2 separate regions of the Homo sapiens genome follow, and region 2 is linked to region 1. A link is a contact called in ENCODE Hi-C or POLR2A ChIA-PET data. All regions are on one chromosome and are shown on one strand. Each heading gives the region's core, a stretch centred on a gene start or an enhancer-like site at or near the end of the contact. The rest is flanking DNA. Distances are from core to core; before and after follow the strand shown.

The links. Hi-C counts contacts between places; a loop is a spot of excess contacts on that map. ChIA-PET counts read pairs that join two places held with the same protein, here RNA polymerase II (POLR2A). Pooled maps may share reads with other maps.
Region 2: a loop to region 1 is called in a pooled map, with 4 times the contacts of the local background. The contact joins the promoter of HOOK2 here to the promoter of SYCE2 in region 1. A Hi-C loop is called at or near these places in 6 of 50 pooled maps. POLR2A ChIA-PET finds 5 or more read pairs at or near these places in 5 of 52 experiments (B cell, activated CD8-positive, alpha-beta memory T cell, activated naive CD4-positive, alpha-beta T cell and 2 more).

The regions. Positions count from the first base shown.
Region 1 is chr19:12,916,107-12,922,364 of GRCh38, forward strand. SYCE2 (synaptonemal complex central element protein 2) reads right to left here and starts at 3,187. Exons shown (of 6, transcript NM_001105578.2): 1 at 3,137-3,187; 2 at 2,116-2,231. The coding sequence starts at 3,151. It overlaps MIR5695 (microRNA 5695), which reads left to right and starts at 4,214; the gene lies at 4,214-4,298. RefSeq lists an enhancer at 2,867-3,006.
Region 2 is chr19:12,769,883-12,776,801 of GRCh38, forward strand. It overlaps HOOK2 (hook microtubule tethering protein 2), which reads right to left and starts at 5,670. Exons shown (of 23, transcript NM_013312.3): 1 at 5,523-5,670; 2 at 4,930-5,015; 3 at 4,787-4,859; 4 at 3,112-3,162; 5 at 2,898-3,030; 6 at 2,731-2,798; 7 at 2,308-2,370; 8 at 1,515-1,595; 9 at 1,277-1,437; 10 at 1,050-1,190; 11 at 1-200. The coding sequence starts at 5,567. RefSeq lists silencers at 1-101, 5,514-5,733, enhancers at 1,060-1,560, 1,561-2,061, 4,592-5,272, 5,273-5,951 and a cis regulatory region at 5,488-6,129.

The DNA.
Region 1 (6,258 bases), core at 1,937-4,436:
TCACCCAGGATGGAGTGCAATGGTGCTATCTTGGCTCACTGCAACCTCTGCCTCCCAGGTTCAAGCAATTCTCCTGCCTCAGGCTCCGGAGTAGCTGGGATTAAAGGCATGCGCCACCACGCCTGGCTAATTTTTTGTATTTTTAGTAGAAACAGGGTTTCACTATGTTGGCCAGGCTGGTCTCGAACTCCTGACCTCGTGATCCGCCTGCCTCGGCCTCCCAAAGTCCTAGGATTACAGGTTGAGCCACTGCGCCCGGCCAACATGAGCCTCCTTCTTGCTCTTTTGAGAACACATCAAGCTTATTCCTACCTGAGGGACTTCATACTTGCGGCCCCCTCTGCGTGGAAGGTTTGGGCCCAGAATGCCTCCTGGCTGGCCTCTTCTCATGTGACCTCTTCAGAGTTCTCCAACTGCTCTAAGGTCCCTGTCACTCTACTTGCTCCTTACTATATTTTGTTTCTTCATTCCACTTACTTGCCACCAGTTGAAATCACATTATTCACTTATTTATTTTTGAGACAGGGTCTTGCTCTTCCAGTGCAGTGAAGCAATCACGTCTCACTGCAGCCTCGACCTCCCAGGCTCAAGTGGTCCTCCCACCTCAGCCTTCCAAGTAGCTAGGGCCACAGGTGTGTGCAACCGCACCACACCACGCTCATTTCTTTCTTTCTTTCTTTCTTTTTTTTCAGAGAGATATGTCTCCCTCTGTTGCCCAGGCTGGTCTCAAACTCCTGGGCTCAAGGGATCCTCCTGCCTTGGCCTCCTGAATAGCCAGGACTACATGCATGCACCACCACGCCTGGCTGATTTTTGTGTTTTTAGTAGAGACGGAGTTTCACCATGTGGGCCAGGCTGGTCTCGAAATCCTGACCTCAAGTTATCTGCCAGCGCCAGCCTCCCAAAGTGCTGGGATTACAGGCGTGAGCCACTGCGCCCAGCCTCTACTATATATATACTTTTTTTTTTTTTTTTTGAGACAGAGTCTTGCTCTGTCACCAAGGCTGGAATGCAATGGCACAATCTTGGCTTACTGCAATCTCTGCCTCCCAGGTTAAAGCAATTCTCCTGCCTCAGCCTTCTGAGTAGCTGGGATTACAAGTGTCTGTCACCATGCCTGGCTAATTTTTGTAGACACAGGGTTTCACCATATTGGCCAGGCTAGTCTCAAACTCCTGACCTCATGATCTGCCTGCCTTGGCCTCCCAAAGTGCTGGGATTACAGGCGTAAGCCACCGTGCCCGGCCTACTAAATTTTTCTTTTTTCTTTTTTTTGAGACGGAGTCTCACTCTGTCACCAGGCTGGCATGCAGTGGCATGATCTCGGCTCACTACAACCTCTGCCTCTGGGGTTCAAGCGATTCTCCTGCCTTAGCCTCCCGAGTAGCTGGGACTACAGGCGTGCACCACAACACCCAGCTAACTTCTGTATTTTTAGTAGAGACGGGGTTTCATCATGTTAGCCAGGATGGTCTCCATCTCTTGACCTTTTGATCCACCCCCCTCGGCCTCCCAAAGTGCTAGGATTACAGGCATAAGCCACCATTCCTGGCTTTTTTTTTTTTTTTTTGAGACAGCGTTTCGGTCTTTTTGCCCAGGCTGGAGTGCAATGGCGCCATCTCAGCTCACTGCAACCTCCACCTCCTGGGTTCAAGCGATTCTCCTGCCTCAGCCTCCTGAGTAGCTGGGATTACAGGCATGTGCCACTATGCCCAGCTAATTTTGTATTTTTAGTAGAGACGGGGTTTCTCCATGTTTGTCAGGCTGGTCTCAAACTCCCGACCTTAGGTGATCCACCCGCCTTGGCCTCCCAAAGTGTTGGGATTACAGGTGTGAACCACTGCACCTGGCCAATATTTTTTAATAAATTGGCCCGACATTCTGGCCCGCCTCTAGTCCCAGCCATTTCGGAGGCTGAGGTGGGAGGATCACTTGAGTCTGGGAGGTGGAGGTTGCAGTGAGCCGTGATCATGCCACTGCGTGGTGACAAAGCAAGACGCTGTGTTAGGAGGGAAAAAAAAAGCAGCAGACACTGGCATAGCCTTGTGGAAGAAAAGGGTGAATGAGAGGGACCCAGGGGCCTGTGTAGACCCATAGGGCTGGGATCTTCCTCACCTAGCTGGCCCTCCACCAGCTTCCTCCTCGCAGTTCTCTTCCCACCGCGGATGCTCCTTGCTCTCCCCCAAGGGCTGCGGTTCCTGGTCTTTGCATTTCACATGGGGCACGTCCACCTGCAAGCACAGTCAGGACGGAGGCCAAGGAGGGAGGATGAGGAGTGAACAGATCGCCCTCCTGCCGACCCTTCAACCCTGGTCACCTCGATGTGCTGCTGCGGGACGGTGGGGACCCGCAGGAAAGACGGGCAGGGCTGGGGCAGGTGCCATGAGGGCAGGGGCATGGGGTGAAAGGACACTCTGTCCCTAGGGGACACCAGGACACCAGACCTAGAGGGGCCGGGTGAGGGCAGGGCTGTGGGAATGTAACTGGAGGACCTGGGCTCCTAACTGGTATGTGTGTTGGCTGGAGTCCTTCGAGAAAGGAGAAGAGGTAGGAGAAAAGAGATGAGGCCGGGCGCGGTGGCTCACGCCTGTAATCCCAGCACTTTGGGAGGCGGAGGCGGGCGGATCACGAGGTCAGGAGTGCGAGAACAGCCTGAGCAATATGGTGAAACCCCGTCTCTACTAAAAATACAAAAATTAGCTGACGTGGTGGTGCGTGCCTGTAATCCCAGCTACTCGGGAGGCTGAGGAAGGAGAATCACTTGAACCCGGGAGGCAGAGGTTGCAGTGAGCCGAGATCACGCCACTGCACTCCAGACTGGGCGACAGAGTGATACTTCGTCTCAAAAAAAAAAAAAAAAAGAAATGAAAGAAACGGGTGCGGTGCGTGGGTGTTTGTGCCTTTCTCTACTCCGTTCCGGCCACGCGCCATGTGTGGAAATCAGACCCGTCAGTGCGTCAGTCAGGGCCGGGTTCAGTCAGTCAGGAAATTTGAGGCCAGGCCTGATGAGAGGGAGCCCCAATGGCAAAGGACAAGCGGCCGGGCTCGGGTCCGCTGGAGATGGCTGGGATCGCAGCCGTTCCCTGCCTATCTGTCCGCCCGCCCCACGCGCGAGAAGGAAACAAGCGCCGCGTACTCCCTGTCGCTCCATTCCGTATTTTCCCGCCTTCAAGCTCGCACCCTCTGCGCATGCGCCGACCCCGCCCCTGGCCAGCTGCGCTCCCGCGGACGAGTGTGTTGTGACGCGTGCTCCCGGCCCCGCCCTCTTTGAGAACTTGCGCGGCCAACTGGGCGGGGCCGACCGTTAAGCAGCAGTTTCGCGGTCCGCGGGCTGCGCGCGCAGTCGGCGCCCCTTGGGAGCAGGACGGCGCGCTCTGGGTGCGCTTGTGTGCCCCTGTGAGGCTCCTGGGTTCCACGGGGCGCCCAGGTTATACGGATCTCAGAGTCCTGTATTTATTCGGTGCTTCTAACTTCATCCACTCTGCCTTGGAAAATATACTCCATAACAATTTTTTTTTTTTTTTGAGACAAGATCTTGGTCTGTCGCCCAGGCTGGAGTGCAGTGGTGCGATCACAGCTCACTGTAGCCTCGACCTCCCAGGTTCAAGCGATCCTCCTGCCTCGGCCTCCTGAGTAGCAGTGTCATTCACCAGGCCCTTCTAATTTAAAAATATTTTTCTGGCCGGGCGCGGTGGCTCACGCCTGTAATCCCAGCACTTTGGGAGGCCGAGGCGGGTGGATCACCTGAGGTCATGAGTTCGAGACCAGCCTAGCCAACATGGTGAAACTGTCTCTACTAAAAATACAAAAAATAGCCGGGCGTGGTGGCGGGCGCCTATAGTCCCAGCTACTCGGGAGGCTGGGGCAGGAGAATTGCTTAAACCCAGGACGCAGAGGTTGCAGTGAGCTGAGATCATGCCACTGCACTCCAGCCGGGGTGACAGAGTAAAGCTCCGTCTCAAAAAAAAAAAAAAGATTGTATGTATATATACACACACACACACACACACACACACACATAATTATATTTTTTTTTCCTGTAGAAATGAGATCTCACTGTGCTGAGCCCAGGCTGATCCCCAACTCCTGGGCTCAAGCCGTCCTCCCGTCTTGGTCTCCCAAAGTGCTGTCTCAAAAAAAGAAGAAATTATCTGATCTACCCTATTGACTGTAGGTCATAAGACCCCCGTTTCAAAGAAGTTTCTGCCCCACACAAGGCCTATCTATCTAGATTCTTCTTGGCCTCTCTGAGCATGCATTCCTGAGACTCCAAGAAGAATCTAGACAGATAGGCCTTGCTGGGTTTCCCCACTCAGCCTATTAGTATTAGACGACCCCCCCGGCTTTTTTTTTTTTTTTTTTTTTTTGTCTTGCTCTGTTGTCCAGGCAACACTGGAGTGCAGTGGCAAGATCTCAACTCGCTGCAACCTTGGCCTCCCAGGTTCAAGCGATTCTCAGCCAACCAAGTAGCTGGGATTACAGATGCACCATGCCCAGCTAATTTTTGTATTTTTAGTAGAGATGGGGTTTTTCCATGTTGCTCAGGCTGGTCTCAAACTCCTGGCCTCAAGTGATCCACCCGCCTCAGCCTCCCAAAGTGTCAGGATTACAAGTATGAACCACGACAAACCCTTTTTGTCCAATCAAATTTCTACCTGGGTGTTCAAACTTTGCTGAACCTAAGCATAAGACACTTTTCATTAATCAGGCATGGTGGCGGGCACCTGTAATCCCAGCTGCTTGGGAAGCTGAGGCTGCTGTGAGCCAAGATCGCCCCTACACTCCAGCCCAGGGAACAGAGCCAGACTCCGTCTCAAAACAAAACAAAACAAAAACACAGTTTCCCCTGTATCTCTGGATCTTCATTCTGAAGGCTTGTCAGGTAACACTATGATCAAATACATTCGTATTCCTTTTCTCTTATTAATCTGCCTTTTCTCAGTAATTTTTAGTGAAACTTCAGAGGGCAATAAGGAAGCTTTCTCTTCACCCCTACACAGCCAAAGTTCAGATTTGATGGAAATGGCAAGATTCCAGGGTACTTGTGTTTATTTAGACACATAAATATGTATTTAACGACAGGGTCTCACTCTGTTGCCCAGGCTGGAGTGCAGTGGTGTAATCACGGCTCATTGCAGCCTCGACCTCCCAGGCTCAAGTGATCAACCTCAGTCTCTGGAGTACCTGGGATTACAGGCATGAGCCACTATGCTGAGCTAATTTTTGTTTTCTGTTTTTGGGGGACAGGTCTCACTCTGTGGCCCAGACTGGAGTGCAGTGGTGTGATCTCAGCTCCCTACAACCTCCACCTCCTGGGTTCAAGTGATTCTCCCACCTCAGCCTCCCAGATAGCTGGGACTACAGGTGCCTGCCATCATGCCTGCTAATTTTTGTTTTTTGTTTTTTTTTTTGGAACAGAGTCTTCTTCTGTCACCCAGGCTGTAGTGCAGTGGCACAATCTTGGCTCACTGCAACCTCCACCTCCTGGTTCAAACGATTCTCGTGCCTCAGCCTCCCGGGTAGCTGGGACTACAGGTGCTCACCACCACGCCCAGCTTTTTTTTTGTATTTTTAGTAGAGACGGGTTTTCACCACGTTGGCCAGGCTGCTCTCGAACTCCTGACCTCAAGTGATCTGCCTGCCTCAGCTTCCCAAAGTGTTGGAATTACAGGCGTGAGCCACCACGCCCAGCCTAATTTTTTTTTTTTTTTTTTTGAGACGGAGTCTTGCTCTATTGCCCAGGCTGGAGTGCAGTGGTGCGATCTCCGCTCACTGCAAGCTCCGCCTCCCAGGTTCACACCATTCTCCTGCCTCAGCCTCCTGAGTAGCTGGGACTACAGGCACCCGCCACCACGCCCGGCTAATTTTTTGTATTTTTAGTAGACAGGGTTTCACCATGTTGGCCAGGATGGTCTCAATCTCTTGACCTCATGATCCACACGCCTCAGCCTCCCAAAGTGCTGGGATTACAGGCATGAGCCACCGCACCCAGCCCTAATTTTTTTATTTTTAGTAGAGATGGGGTTTCACCACGTTGGCCAGGCTGCTCCTGAATTCCTGACCTCAAGTGACCCACCCACCTTGGCCTCCCAAAAGTTCTGGGATTACAGAAGTGAGCCACTGTGCCTGGCTCAGTACCCATACTTTTTTTTTTTTTTTTTGTATTTTTAGTAGAGACGGGGTTTCACCCTGTTAGCCAGGATGGTCTCGATCGCCTGGCCTCGTGACCCGCCCGCCTCAGCCTCCCAAAGTGCTGCG
Region 2 (6,919 bases), core at 4,420-6,919, 140 kb before region 1:
GCCGCCGCTGCGCCTCCAGCTGGGCGCGCAGGGAGCCCGCTCGGCGTAGCTCATCCTCCAGTTGTCGCGTGCGCTCGGCGTGGCCGGCGTTGCGTTCCTCCAGCTGCCGCACCTGCCGCCGCAGCTCCCTCAGCTCGCCCAAGCGGCGCCGGCAACTGGTCAGCGTGGCCTCCAGCTGCCCAGCACGCTCCGAAGACTGCCTAGGGGAGTGGGAGGGAAGGGGGAGGGCTGAGAGCTCTGATCAGGGGTCAGCTGGGATGTGGAGTGGCCCTTGGAGCACAGGGTGTTGTTCAGCCTGAGGCTTTTGGGTTCAAGGTGAAGGGGTCATGAAAGTTGAGGGTTAGGGGTCAATCAGGGCCTGGAGCTGTTGAGAGTCATTACAGCAATGGTTAGCCCAGGGTTATAATCAGGTATCCCCTGGGGTGGAATTGTGGGGACACAGAGGGTGGGGTTATAGGGGGAGTGATGGGGAGCCTAGAGAGGTCTGAGCATCTGCCAAGGATACCTTGGAGTCATTGGGGGAGGTATGGGACAAGAGGACTGCGGGGTCCTTAGAAGTGCAATTGGGGGGTGCACTAGTACCTTCGCATTACAGAGATGCTATAGGGGCCCAGTGGAGCCCTTTGTGGTTACAGAAGGCACAGTAGAGTCAAAAGGGGGTGCAAAGTAATTGCATTGTGGAGTCCTAGAAGGTACCATGGGATCCAGGGGCATTATGAAGCCCAAACTGTGCAGTGGGATCTGCAGAGCATTGTAGGGGAGGTTCTTGTGTTTTGGGGGGCCACAGGGATGCTATGGGGTCTTGGAAGCATACTGTGGGATAAGGGGGGGGCAGTGTGGGGTCCAGGGGATATGGTGGAATTCAGGATAGTGCAATGTGGCCTTGGGCGTTCTGTAGGGCTCAGGGTGGCACTGTGGAGTCCAGGGGGCATATTGGGGGTTCACTGGGCACATGAAAATTACAGAGCTGCTATGGCATCAGAGGGGAACTCTGGAAACAGGTTTACCCCCCGCCCCCCGTGATGGGGACCCAGGAACCCACCACTCACCGTAGTTCATCCATCTCATCCTTCAGGGCCTGTGCCTCCTGGGCCAGGCTAGTCAGCGCCTGGTTCCGGTGCTGCAGCTCCGCAACCTCCCTCTCCAGCTCGGCACAGCGCAGGCGCTCATCCTCCCTGCCACTCTCCAGCCTGGGGGTGTTGGGGGAAGAGCACATGAGGGGGCTGCCCTCCCCCGGTCCCCTGGCTTGCCTGGCCCAGTCCCCAGCTGACCACACCTGAAGTTCTCCTCCTGCAACTGCTCCAGCTGGGATTGCAGCAGCAGCAGCTTCTTGGCAGTGAGACCTGGGGTACCCTCGCCTTCAGGCCGGCCCATCCGCTCCCGCAGCCCTGCATTCTCTTGCGCCAGGCTCTGCTTCTCCTCTGACAGGAGCATCAGCTGCGGGCAGGGCAGAAAGATGAGCTTGGGCTTGGAGAGGGGCTACTCAAGTGACCCTGCCCCACCTAGGGCCCTACCTGCCGCTCCAGATCCAGACAGCGCTGCTGTAATTCGTCCCCCTCCTCAGCCTCCTCACTTAGGAAATAGTACCTGCGGGACTGCAGAGATGAGGGGGAAGAGGAACTCAGGGATTCAGGAGAAGGACGGGGGGAGGGAGGCTGAGATCTCTAGAGGCCAAATGGAGGGGGCCAAGAAACCCTCAGGATTGAAAAGAGGGCTGGCGCCGGGTGCAGTGGCTCGCGCCTATAATCCCAGCACTTTGGGAGGCTGAGGCGGGTGGGTTACCTGAGATCAGGAGTTCCAGACCAGCCTGCCCAACGTGGCGAACCCCTTCTCTACTAAAAACACAAAAATTAGCCGGGTGTGGTGGCGTGTGCCTGTAGTCCTGGCTACTCGGGAGGCTGAGGCAGGAGAATCGCTTGAACCCGGGAGGCGGAGGTTGCAGTGAGCCGAGATCGTGCCACTGCACTCCAGCCTGGGTGACAGAGTGAGACTCCATCTCAAAAAAAAAAAAAAAAAAGAAAAAGAAAAGAAAAGAAAACAGGGCTGGGGTTGGAGACTGAAGGAAGAGCGATTCCAGAACACTGGAGACCTGGTACAGGAAGTGGCTAGCACCCTGGAAGATGGGCGTGGCTTACAGGCTTAAGGACAAGCCCCTCCCCCTTAGGCTACCCTGAGCATCTGTAAGTGGGGTCTGGACCTTTAACAAGGTTAAGTCACAAGGTTAATCACAGCAAACTTATCCCCAACTCCCGGCCTTTGGATTTGCTGATCCCTGTGCCTGGAACACCTTTCCCCCAAATCTCTTACCTGGCTGTCAAAGTTGCCATACGTCTCTGGTGACAGGGAGTCAGGAGTGTCTTTGGTCATGAGCTGAGGAGTGGGAAGGGGCATTGTAATGAACTGGATATCTGAGGCCAGCCTTCAAAGTATCTACTATCCAACCTGAGAACCTCTCCATCCTCCCGTCAAGGCCAGTTCTGCCCAATAACCCCAGCCCAGAGGCTGCCCTCCTGCCTCCAACACAGAGGGAAGCCAGATCCCTTGAGCCTGCTAGATTGCGACTTAGAGCTGGGAGGAGCTGGCAGACACATGAGACAGAGATGTCTGGCCAGCTGAGTTCCAGGCAGAGTCCAGACCTTACCAGGGCAGGACCTGTGCCCAGTTCTCTCTGCCCTAGAGATGTCCCCTCTCCTGACATTTTCCAATTGCACACTGAGTGCCCCCACCCACCTCTTGGATGGCTTCCATCACCACATGCTGAACCGATTCTTCCAGCGTCATGATTCTCTGGATGTGGTCTGGGGATCAAGGTGGGGGAGGCTGAGACCCAGGGGTGAGGTGGGGAGGAAGGAGGATTTCCTCAGGCCAGCCCTGGGGACCCCCTAAGCTCCCCATACCCTGCTTTTTCTCGCAACTGATGGCACAGCCCAGCACCAGCTGAAGCAGCTTGCCGAGCTCTGCCGGGTCTGAGAACTCTCCAATGAGGCTCACATCTGGGAGATGCTCTTCTGACACAGGATGCGCCAGGACCTGGGGAGAAGGGGGTGTCAGGGGCTCATGGGCCCACCCTTCTCCCAACTCAACCCCCTGAATCCCTTTACAGTTACTCACATCCTGGGAGTACTCTACTAGGCTCCGTAAGACCATCTTCAGATTGCTGACCTAGGGAGGAACAAGGAACTGTGGACAAGTTCAGAGGCCTCCCACTCTGAATCTGTAGGTCCCATCCTCTCTCCACCTCACTTCTCCTTCCCTGCTCATCTCATCCTATTCTGTCTGCGTGCGCCTTCCTCTAGGGGTGACCTGTCTGGCTGTCTGCCCCTTTTGTCTGCCTGACCATCTTTGTTTCTTTTTTTTTTTTTTTTTTTTTTTGCTTTAGCTTTTTAAGACAGGGTCTGGCTCTGTCACCCAGGCTGGAGTGCAGTGGTGCAATCTTGGCTCACTGCAGCCTCGACCTCCTGGGGTCAAGCAATCCTCCTATCTCTGCCTCCCAGTAGCTGGGACTACAGGCATATGCCACCACAATCGACTACTTTTTTTTATTTGTAGAGAGGAGGTTTTGCTATGTAGCCCAGGCTGGTCTCAAGCTCCTGAGCTCAAGCAATCCTCCCACCTCAGCCTCTAAAATTGCTGGGATTACAGGCATGAGCCACTGTGCCCGGCCTGCCTGACCATCTTCCTTCATATGTCTCCAGAACCAAGTCACTTCTCACCACCTGCCCCACCATCCTTCAGCCCTACCCATCCATCTTTACCTCTCACCTGGATTAGTGCACCAGCTGCCTCTCCTCTTCCACTTTTGCTGCCTACATTTTATTTCTCTCCATGCAGCCAGGGGGAGCTTTATAAAGCCCAAGCCAGGTTGCATCTTTGCTCTGCTAAAACCCTGCCTTGACTTTCCACAGCACTTAAAAATAGAATCCACACCCCCACCATGGCCTGCCAGGCCCCTGATGACCTCATCTCCTACAAATCTTGCCCTCTTGCTCTGTTCTGCCCTCTCTGCCATTCCTCCATCACACCAAGTTTATTCCCAAATCACGGCCTTTACATCTGCTATTCCCTATGCCTGGAACACCGTTCCCCCAAATTTCACTTGGAGATTAACCCATCTGATGTAATCAGCCACCTATGCCCTCATTGCTCTCTCTCAAAGCCCTGCTTTTTTGTTGTCTTCACAGAACTACTGGCATCAAAAGTTTTTTCTTTTTCTTTTTCTTTTTCTTTTTTTCTTCTTCTTGAGACAAGAGTCTCGCTCTGTTGCCCAGGCTGGAGTGCAATGGCTCAATCTCAGCTCACTGCATCCTCCACCTCCCAGGTTCAAGTGATTCTCATGTCTCAGCCTCCCAAGTAACTGGGATTACAGGTGCACACCACCCCACCCAGCTAATTTTTGTATTTTTAGTAGAGATGGGGTTTCAACTTGTTGGCCAGGCTGGTCTTGAACTCCTGGCCCCAGGTGATCCACCCACTTTAGCCTCTCAAAGTGTTGGGATTACAGGCATGAGCCACTGCGCCCAGCCTGGAAGTTAATTTTTATGGTTGTGTATGTGTTGCTTGTCACTAGAATGATGGCTGTGTGGGGCAGGTTTTTGTCTGTGTTATTCCTTGCTGAATGCCCAGGCCTGGCACAGGGTGAGTACTCCATAGATGAATGGATGAACAAATGGTTGATCACCAGACATCTGTCCCTCTTCCTGCCCATCACCCAGGACATGTGCCTAGCTGGCCCGTCCCTGGTCATCTCTTCACCAGTCTGTCCTCTAATCAGGAGTCCACTTGTCACCTTCAGCTTCCAGTTGGGACCTGGATCTTCCGAGATGCCCTGGAGCCATGCCTCGTTGAACCAGGAGGGGTCTCTGGGGGCGAGAAGGTGGGATGAGCAGACTGGGGGACACTTTTGGGATCCTCCCCTTCAGCTCCACTCACATCTGGTTCAGCACATAGGCTACGGCAAGGCCGCTGCTCAGGTCCTGAGGGCTGGCACAGGGAGACGGAACGTGGAACGTCTGTAACTGAGGGGTAAAGGAAAGGACAAGGAAAGAGTTAGGGCCTGGGAGCGCCGAACCGCTCCCCTTTTGCAGACTTTTCCAGTCAGCGAACCTCACATGGTGGGGCGGGCGCTGCTCCGCCACAGCAGCTCTGCGAGGGACTGGCTTCTGCTCACCTGAGACCGGAGGGGGCGTGGCCTCACCTCACCTCTGCCCAACAAACCCTGCGCGTCCAGGCCAGGGTGGTATCGCGAGTCACCTGGGCCCCACAGGCACCACGTGACCAGGCCAATTCACCTGTGTCCTCGCCCCACGTGAACCAACCACAGAGGGGCGGGGCCTCACCTGTCCTTTCCACGCAGACTTGCCACGTGACGGGGGCGGGTGCTCGGGCCAGAGTCCAACGGTCCAGCAAGTCGACGACCCCGCACCTCCCAGCCCCAGCACCAAGAGACTGACCGAACCAGGGCCAGGGATCCCGGGCAAGAGGAGCGGGCGCTCACCTTCCCCTAGCCCCGCCCCACGACCTACCCAGGTGAGCAGAGACCCGCATAGCTCAGCTTTGTCCACGCTCATGGCTCCCGATCGGATTCAATCCAGGCCACGGAGCCCCGGCGCCGCAGCAGCCTCCGGGTCCGCCACCAGCGAGCGCCCGCAGCCCCGACCTCCCGCTCGGCCTAGAGCGCCGCCCCGCCCCGCCCCCCTAGGCGCAGGCCCCGCCCCGCCCCCAAGCCCAGGCTCCGCCTCGGAACGTAATCTCCTCCCTACGCCCGCTCTTGCCTCCAGCCCCGCCATCTTGGATCCGGGCACCGTTCGGGCGCCCGCCCTGCCGCTAGGGGTCAGCCTGGCCCAGCCTTGTGCATCCGAGGGTGGTCCCACCTCCCATCCTCGCCCTGGCCCTTTTTGGGGTGGGAGGTCCTCAAGATCCTTTTGAGACGGAGGTGCTCCACCCTGTTACACAAGCGCATTCACGTCTTTTCCCTGCAACTTAAGTAAATTCTTTTTTTTTTTTTTTTTTTTTTTGAGACGGAGTCTCGCTGTCGCCCAGGCTGGAGTGCAGTGGCGCAATCTCGGCTCACTGCAGGCTCCGCCCCCTGGGGTTCACGCCATTCTCCTGCCTCAGCCTCCCGAGTAGCTGGGACTACAGGCGCCCGCCACCTCGCCCGGCTAATTTTTTGTATTTTTAGTAGAGACGGGGTTTCACCGTGTTAGCCAGGATGGTCTCGATCTCCTGACCTCGTGATCCGCCCGCCTCGGCCTCCCAAAGTGCTGGGATTACAGGCGTGAGCCACCGCGCCCGGCCTTAAGTAAATTCTTGTGTCTAACCACTTTATAATCGGAGCCGTTGTGCGGGGAGGGGCGAGCCCTGGCACTTTCTATGGACTGGGAGAGGGGATGCTAAAGGGGTTTTCCCGCCGGACGCGGTGGCTCTCGACTGTAATCCCAGTATTTTGGGAGGCCTAGGAGGGAGAATTAATTTGGATAGAAGTTGGAGACCAGCCTCTCTTCAAAAAATTTAAAAATTACCCAGGTAGCGGTGGCTCACGCCTGTAATCCCAGCACTTTGGGAGGCCGAGGCGGGCGGATCACGAGGTCAGGTGTTCGAGACCAGCCTGGCCAACATGGTGAAACCCCGTCTCTACTAAAAATACTAAAAATTAGCTGGGCGTGGTGGCGCACGCCTGATTTCAGCTACTCGGGAGGCTGAGGCAGGAGAATCGCTTGAACCCTGGAGGCGGAGGTTGCAGTCAGCCGAGATCGTACCACTGCACTCCAGGGGGCAACAGTGCAAGACTCCTCAAAAAAAAAAAAAAAAAAATTAGCCAGACATGTTGGCGTGTTTCTGTGGTCCTAGCTCCTAGCTCTACAGAGGCTGAGGTGGGAGGATAGCTTGAGCCCAGGAGGTCGAGACTGCAGTGAGCCGTGAT